Regions from separate parts of the Homo sapiens genome. Here region 2 is linked to region 1. A link is a loop called in an ENCODE intact Hi-C map of the cell type or tissue named here. Cell type or tissue: GM12878. All regions are shown on one strand. Links, peaks and the distances in the headings refer to the core of each region. The heading gives the core; the rest is flanking DNA. Region 1 has its middle 630 kb from the start of PKHD1. Region 2 overlaps LOC105375085 (a long non-coding RNA gene).

Region 1 (2,923 bases), core at 321-2,820:
TATTTTCTATCTGAAGAAGAAAGTTGCCTCCATTTAGAGATGGTATCCTATATGAAAGTCATGGCATCACTTGTAGCCATGACTCATTGTCCCCACTTCCTTGTTTAATACGTCATGCTCCTTTATAAGATGGAGTGGAATAATCCCTTGATTTCATGTGGTACCTCACCTACAGTTTACAAAGTGCCTTTACATTCATTTCTTCATATTATTAACATGATAACCTTATGCGGTAGAGACAAAAGAGATTGTTATTATCTTTGTTAGATTAGGAAATTGAGGTTTTGGAAATTCAAATGATGCCCACCATCCTACAACTCTGCAAGTAGCAGAGTTAGGATTTGATCTCAGATCATCTGAGTCTATAACTGGTTCCACTTTCCATCACGCTAAGCCACGTCAAGGTACTTGATGTTGGTGGAAGTTAACTTTACTTCCTACAGTGTGTGAACAAAGCTATGACAGAAACTGAGTTAATAAGTTGAATTATATGGTGTCAAAGTTTTCTTTCAACCTACAGTATGCTGTGTTTCTGGAGCACTTTGGAATGTTTAGTCTGTGCTGTGAGGAATACCAAGATCCCAGCAAAATCCGTCTTTCTTCTCCCTTACAAATGCTAGAGGTATTTTTCACAGGGGCTCTGGTTCCCAATCAGCTAGGAGAGGAAGGAGACATACAAATCTGCCATGGAAGAATGTAAACCAGAAAACTAAATTTGTGAACCCATATAGCTCATTAGCATTATAAATTACTCAATTAAGGAAGGATAGGAAATTTCCCCAAGATGTCTTAGAAAATCAAATAGTTACCTAAGAATTTTGAAGGAAAATTGATGGACTAAAATGAGTTCTTAATATAGCTATAGGATTGTTGCATTCTCTAAATCCTTGAATTCAATCTTGTTCAACTTAATTCCTCACCTAACTGGTGATGGGTGGTGAAGGAGTGAAGAGGGATAGAGGAAGATGCAAGCTGTCTCAGTCTCCAATTCTGGGTGAAAGCAAATGACTTGATAAAACATAATCACAAAAAGAAAATTAGACTTTTTGGACTCTCATCCTTCTATCTTTCAATTAGTTTGTTGGCAGGGCAAAGTATTGTGTTGCCAAAGTCTTTGTACGTTGGTCAGTAACGTCTCTCTCTTTCTCACTCTCTCTCTCTCTCTCTCTCTTTGTTTCTCTCCTTTCTCTCCCTCTCTTATTCTTAAAAGAAAATGTACATGGTTGCAGGGCACTGTTGCCAAAATTCATATTCAGTTGGTAAATCTATAACTATTTAAGATTCCTAATCTGTTTTCTTGTTTTTATGTTCATTCTTGCTTTTTCTTTTACTTCGTAACGATATGCCTTTAAAAAATACCTTTCAAGGGTCTCTGAAAGTAATTTGACATGGTTCCGAATCCCACTACTTTTCTTTTCCTAGAGAAGTTTCACGTGGCTGATGCTTTATTGTTTCATGTTACTTGCTAGTTATTTGACTTTGACAGAGCTGGGTTATGGATTCAAGGGAAGGAAAGAGTAAAAGAACAAAAGGAGTCTAATTCATGCTTGAGATTCTGTCTTCCCAGTGGGACTATGTTTTTGTTTGTTCTTCACAGGAATGATGAATACTGATCAGACTAAATTTAAGACCCACAGGGAAGTTGTATGTACTATAAAATTCTCTGGGTCCTGAACAGGGTAACACACTTTATGATTTCAAAAAGTACTGATGAATCTCAGTAAAGACTAGGGGAATTTTTTTAAAAGCAAAGTAAATAGGAAGCCGCAGGGACTGGAGTTCCCTCTCATTTCTCACTTTCTGTTTTCTCTTAACTCTTTATAGCCCCTACTCACGCAACATTTCTCTAGGGAGATGCACAATCCCCAAGGTGATAGCAAAAACAAAAATGACACTCAGTGAGCTTTCAGAGTAAACAAAAGCTGTGCTTGTGTACAAAATTTGTTTTATTGGCCCAGTTTAACAATCTTCTTTCACATAGCCCTGTGAATAGCAGGAATCAGGACATGACTCCTGGAATCCAAGACTGTCTTGTGAAATCCTGACAAGGAAAGCAATTAGAACTTTCAATTCTATCTGGTTTCACCACATGCATATAGACATGGCAGTATCATAAAATTATAAACTAGTTGATGTAAGGCTACACAGATGTAAATACATACTTAAGGTGAACTGTGGATTACAAGGAATTATGTTATGCTTGTTTTTTGTTAAAAAAACTGGAATGTTGAATAATAAATTGTAACATATGCCTGTATATATTGATATTATTTTTATAGTCACTTTCAGAGGACAAATTGATAAACATTAATTAATTTGAATGGGCCACAAGAGATTAAAAAGCTAAAGCATGACTTCTTCACTTTAGTTTTATTTTTTTCTTCTTTGGCAGCAAGGAACTCAATATAGTACAGTATAGTATAGTGTAGTGTACTATATACTATAGTATACAGTATAGTGTGAGTTTATACCAGAGTCAGCAAAGTTTTTCAGTAAAGGGCCAAATAATAAACTTTATAGGCTTTGCAGGTCATATGGTCTCTATCTGAACTACTCAAGTCTGCCATTGTAGTGCAGAAGATACCATAGACAATACATAAATAAATGAATGTAACTGTGTTTCCATAAAACTTTATTTATAAAAAAAAGATGGCTACACACCCATGGGCCATAATTTGTCAACCCTATCTACCCGTGGTCTACAGACCATAGCATGGAGGAAAATGTCTTATCAGTTTTTGGTACTAATACAAAAGGAAAGTCTCCATAGTGTTGTAGTTTATATAATCTGAAGTAGAACCATTTAGTTAATTCTTCATCTGTAACATTACTACCTAGAAGGACTAGTAGCCTGAATATCTTCCCATTTACCAGTAAGTAAAGTAAGACTATATTGAACATGTATAGAGTAAGGCATTGTGCT
Region 2 (2,923 bases), core at 127-2,626, 62 kb after region 1:
CAAAAATTAGCTGGGCATGGTGGCAGGCGCCTGTAGTCCCAGCTACTTGGGAGGCTGAGGCAGGAGAATGGCATGAACCTGGGAGGTGGAGCTTGCAGTGAGCTGAGATCGTGCCACTGCACTCCAGCCTGGGCGACAGAGCGAGACTGTCTCGAAAAACAAAAACAAAAAACAAAAAACAAAAAAACAAAAAAGAAAAAGAAAAACTAGCGAGGACACAAGATAGAACCAGACTTAAAAATACACAAAAGTGGTTATGGCTGATAATGCTTTGATTTTGAAGACACTGAGCAACCCACAGAGCCTCAACCCATCTCCACCAGCCTCGCTGGCATTTGAGAGGATGTGACTGATTTCTTTGTTCCACACTAAATGTGCCCCTTGGAAGGGGCAATTCATTATACTTTATTTTAAACTCATACCATTGTGGGTAGGATGTTTTCATTTATAAGTTTACCACTTTCATTTTATTTCTAAATAGGCAGTCATACCAAACTATTTGTAAGGTCTTAAGGGGCCATACTGTGATCTCTGCTTTCAGAAAGGAGTCAGCAGGAATATTAAGAAATATACAATTTTACGACACAAAAGTAGGAAAGAAAAAAAGCAATACCTTAAGGTATTAAATTTATGCATATTTATACAGATAAGAGGTTTTCCCAAATGCCACCTGAGCCACTTGCTGGCTTTTGGACCTTAAACAAGTTGCTCAGCTTCTATGAGCATCAAGCTCTTCATCTGAAAAACAGGGTTAATAGAAGAACCTATTTCAGAAAGTTGTTGGGATGATTAAACAATATCATATTTGCAAAGTATTTAACATAGAGTCTGACATATAATGAACACAAAGTAAAGGTCAGTCATTATTGGTTATTTTACTCAAAAATGGGGAGAATTCAGATAATTAAAAAAAGTACAGAGGATAAGGCTGGAATTCCTGGAGGTAACATCAGCAATTTTCAATTTTTGCTAAGGTCTAGGTTACCTTAGCACTTTGCTATTTATAAGTCACAACAGACAGCATTTGATGAGAGCTTTCTTTATGGTTGGCATTGTTCTGCATTCTTTCTGTAAGTTTCCTCACATAATCCTTCCAGTGACCTCTGAATTAGATGCTATTATTGCATAACCATTTCACAGATAAGGAAACTGAGACATGGAACAAGTAAATAACTTGCCCAAGATAATAGACCTGCACAGGCAACGAATGGTAAACCCGAGATTCAAACTCTAGACACAGTCTGGGCGTAGGTACCATGCCCTCTGCCGGGGCACTATGTCACTGCTATTGTCAGCTGAAGCTCAAATGGCTGGTAGAGACATCAAATCCTGCTCAAGTTGCTGCATGTAGTCCTGCATTTGTGCAAAGTGTGTGTGGACCTCAGTGGGGGGCTTGTAGGGCTGTGTCCACTGAGACAGGCGACTCTTCCTAATCCACTGGCTCAAAGAAGACAGAGTTTTCAAATTCTCACAAGGACCATGCCTGGGCCAGAGTAGCCCCGGGGTCTCAGCTGTCCCTTCTTCACCTACTCTTCCAATGAAATCAGGCTCAGCAGCTTCCTCTACAGGCAGCCTTCTGTCCTCCATGCAGGTGTGCCTGGGAAAAGACTAATCATATGAAAACACTGGCCATGAGAATGGATGCCCTGGTCTCACTTGATCAAAGAAGAGAAAGCTGTTAATGTACTGGAGCACTCTTGCTGCGGAAATGAGTCACACCATAGAGCCTGGCTGCTGTGGCATCATACGGAAACTGTAGCAAAACTCAAGGGCCGCTCTGGAGTGAAGGAGAGCTTGGCTGATGGCCAGGAAAAGGTGAGGAGGGTGCCAGACCCCTAATAAAAGAGGCTTCACAGTCAAGCCTCTTGCTATAACTGTCTCTCCCACTTTCTCTTTTTAAAACTATTTTTCCTATTGTAAATAATACCATTAAATGAAGACTATTGTCTCTCCTTATGCACAAGAGACCCATTCAGAGCCATTAGCAGTAATGAAAGGGAAAAGCACACACAATCAAAAGGATGAGGGGAAGCAGGAGGTGGAAGAGGGTTGCGGTTGGGCTGAGTAAGGAAGGGCCCTGTGTGTCAAGCTGGCCTGGCCTCTTGGAAAATCCCATGTGGAACCTCTCCCATGGATAATACTGGTTACAAGGAAAAGGGGAGGCATAAAAAGAGAAGAGAAATGGAGCGAGCTGTGCTTGTGGCTTCTAATACTTTTGGGAGTTGGAAAAATAGGTAGGATGCTGATCCATGCAAACAGAAGAGTGGATCTGGTAACCAAAAGAACATAGCTTACATAGCCTTCAATCGGATTTAACTCCAATTAATCTTAGTTTTCCTGGGCAGCATTAGAATGAGTTTCTCTGACATTATGCAAGGTAGACATTTAATAAGATGGAAAGTCAGCTGCTTTTTTAAAAAAGACACTTTTTTTAAGGCTAGTGAGAAAATTAAAAGTTCTTTTAGAAATAGGAAATAGATTGTTGACAATGCTATAGATTTTTTTTTTGTTTTTTTTTTTTATAATCAGGCATCAAGACCAGATTAGCCAACCACAAAATTTTTCTCTTTAATTCTTAAAACACAGGTGATACATTTCTTTTGCAGGACAGTAAAGAATGACAGAGACAATAGGGTGTATTTGTTAAAAGAGAAGGCTGTGCGACAAGACTATATGGATCTGAATCATGTGTATTATTTCCTAATATGTAACCATGGGCAAGTTACTCAATCTCTCTGGACCCCAAATTCTCATCTGTAACTTGGAGAAATAGAAAATACTACAGAAAGTTGTTGTCTGGATTAAATGGTTTAGTATCAGTGAAGCACTTGAAAGAATACTTGGCACATTATAAATGCTCCACAAATATTTGCTGTTATTGTTAATCAATGACAAATAGAAGTCCAGCACCTCCCCATACATT

The links. Peaks named below come from ENCODE experiments on the same cell type or tissue, not always from the same donor. Only the 100,000 strongest peaks of a DNase experiment are listed, where the experiment ranks them.
Region 2: a loop joins it to region 1, with 5 times the contacts of the local background. A loop is called at or near these places in 2 of 110 quality-filtered maps.

What each region holds. Positions count from the first base shown.
Region 1 is chr6:51,459,154-51,462,076 of GRCh38, reverse strand. No RefSeq gene overlaps it. Among named protein-coding and RNA genes, the nearest start is that of PKHD1, 630 kb to the left of the region's middle. In GM12878, for the core only: no CTCF peak of the experiment used is centred there; a DNase peak (open chromatin) is centred at 1,856; H3K27ac peaks cover 1,481 bases.
Region 2 is chr6:51,397,356-51,400,278 of GRCh38, reverse strand. It overlaps LOC105375085 (a long non-coding RNA gene), which reads left to right. Exons shown (of 3, transcript XR_926868.1): 3 at 1,592-1,958. Among named protein-coding and RNA genes, the nearest start is that of TFAP2B, 580 kb to the right of the region's middle. In GM12878, for the core only: a CTCF peak has its summit at 1,281; a DNase peak (open chromatin) is centred at 1,728.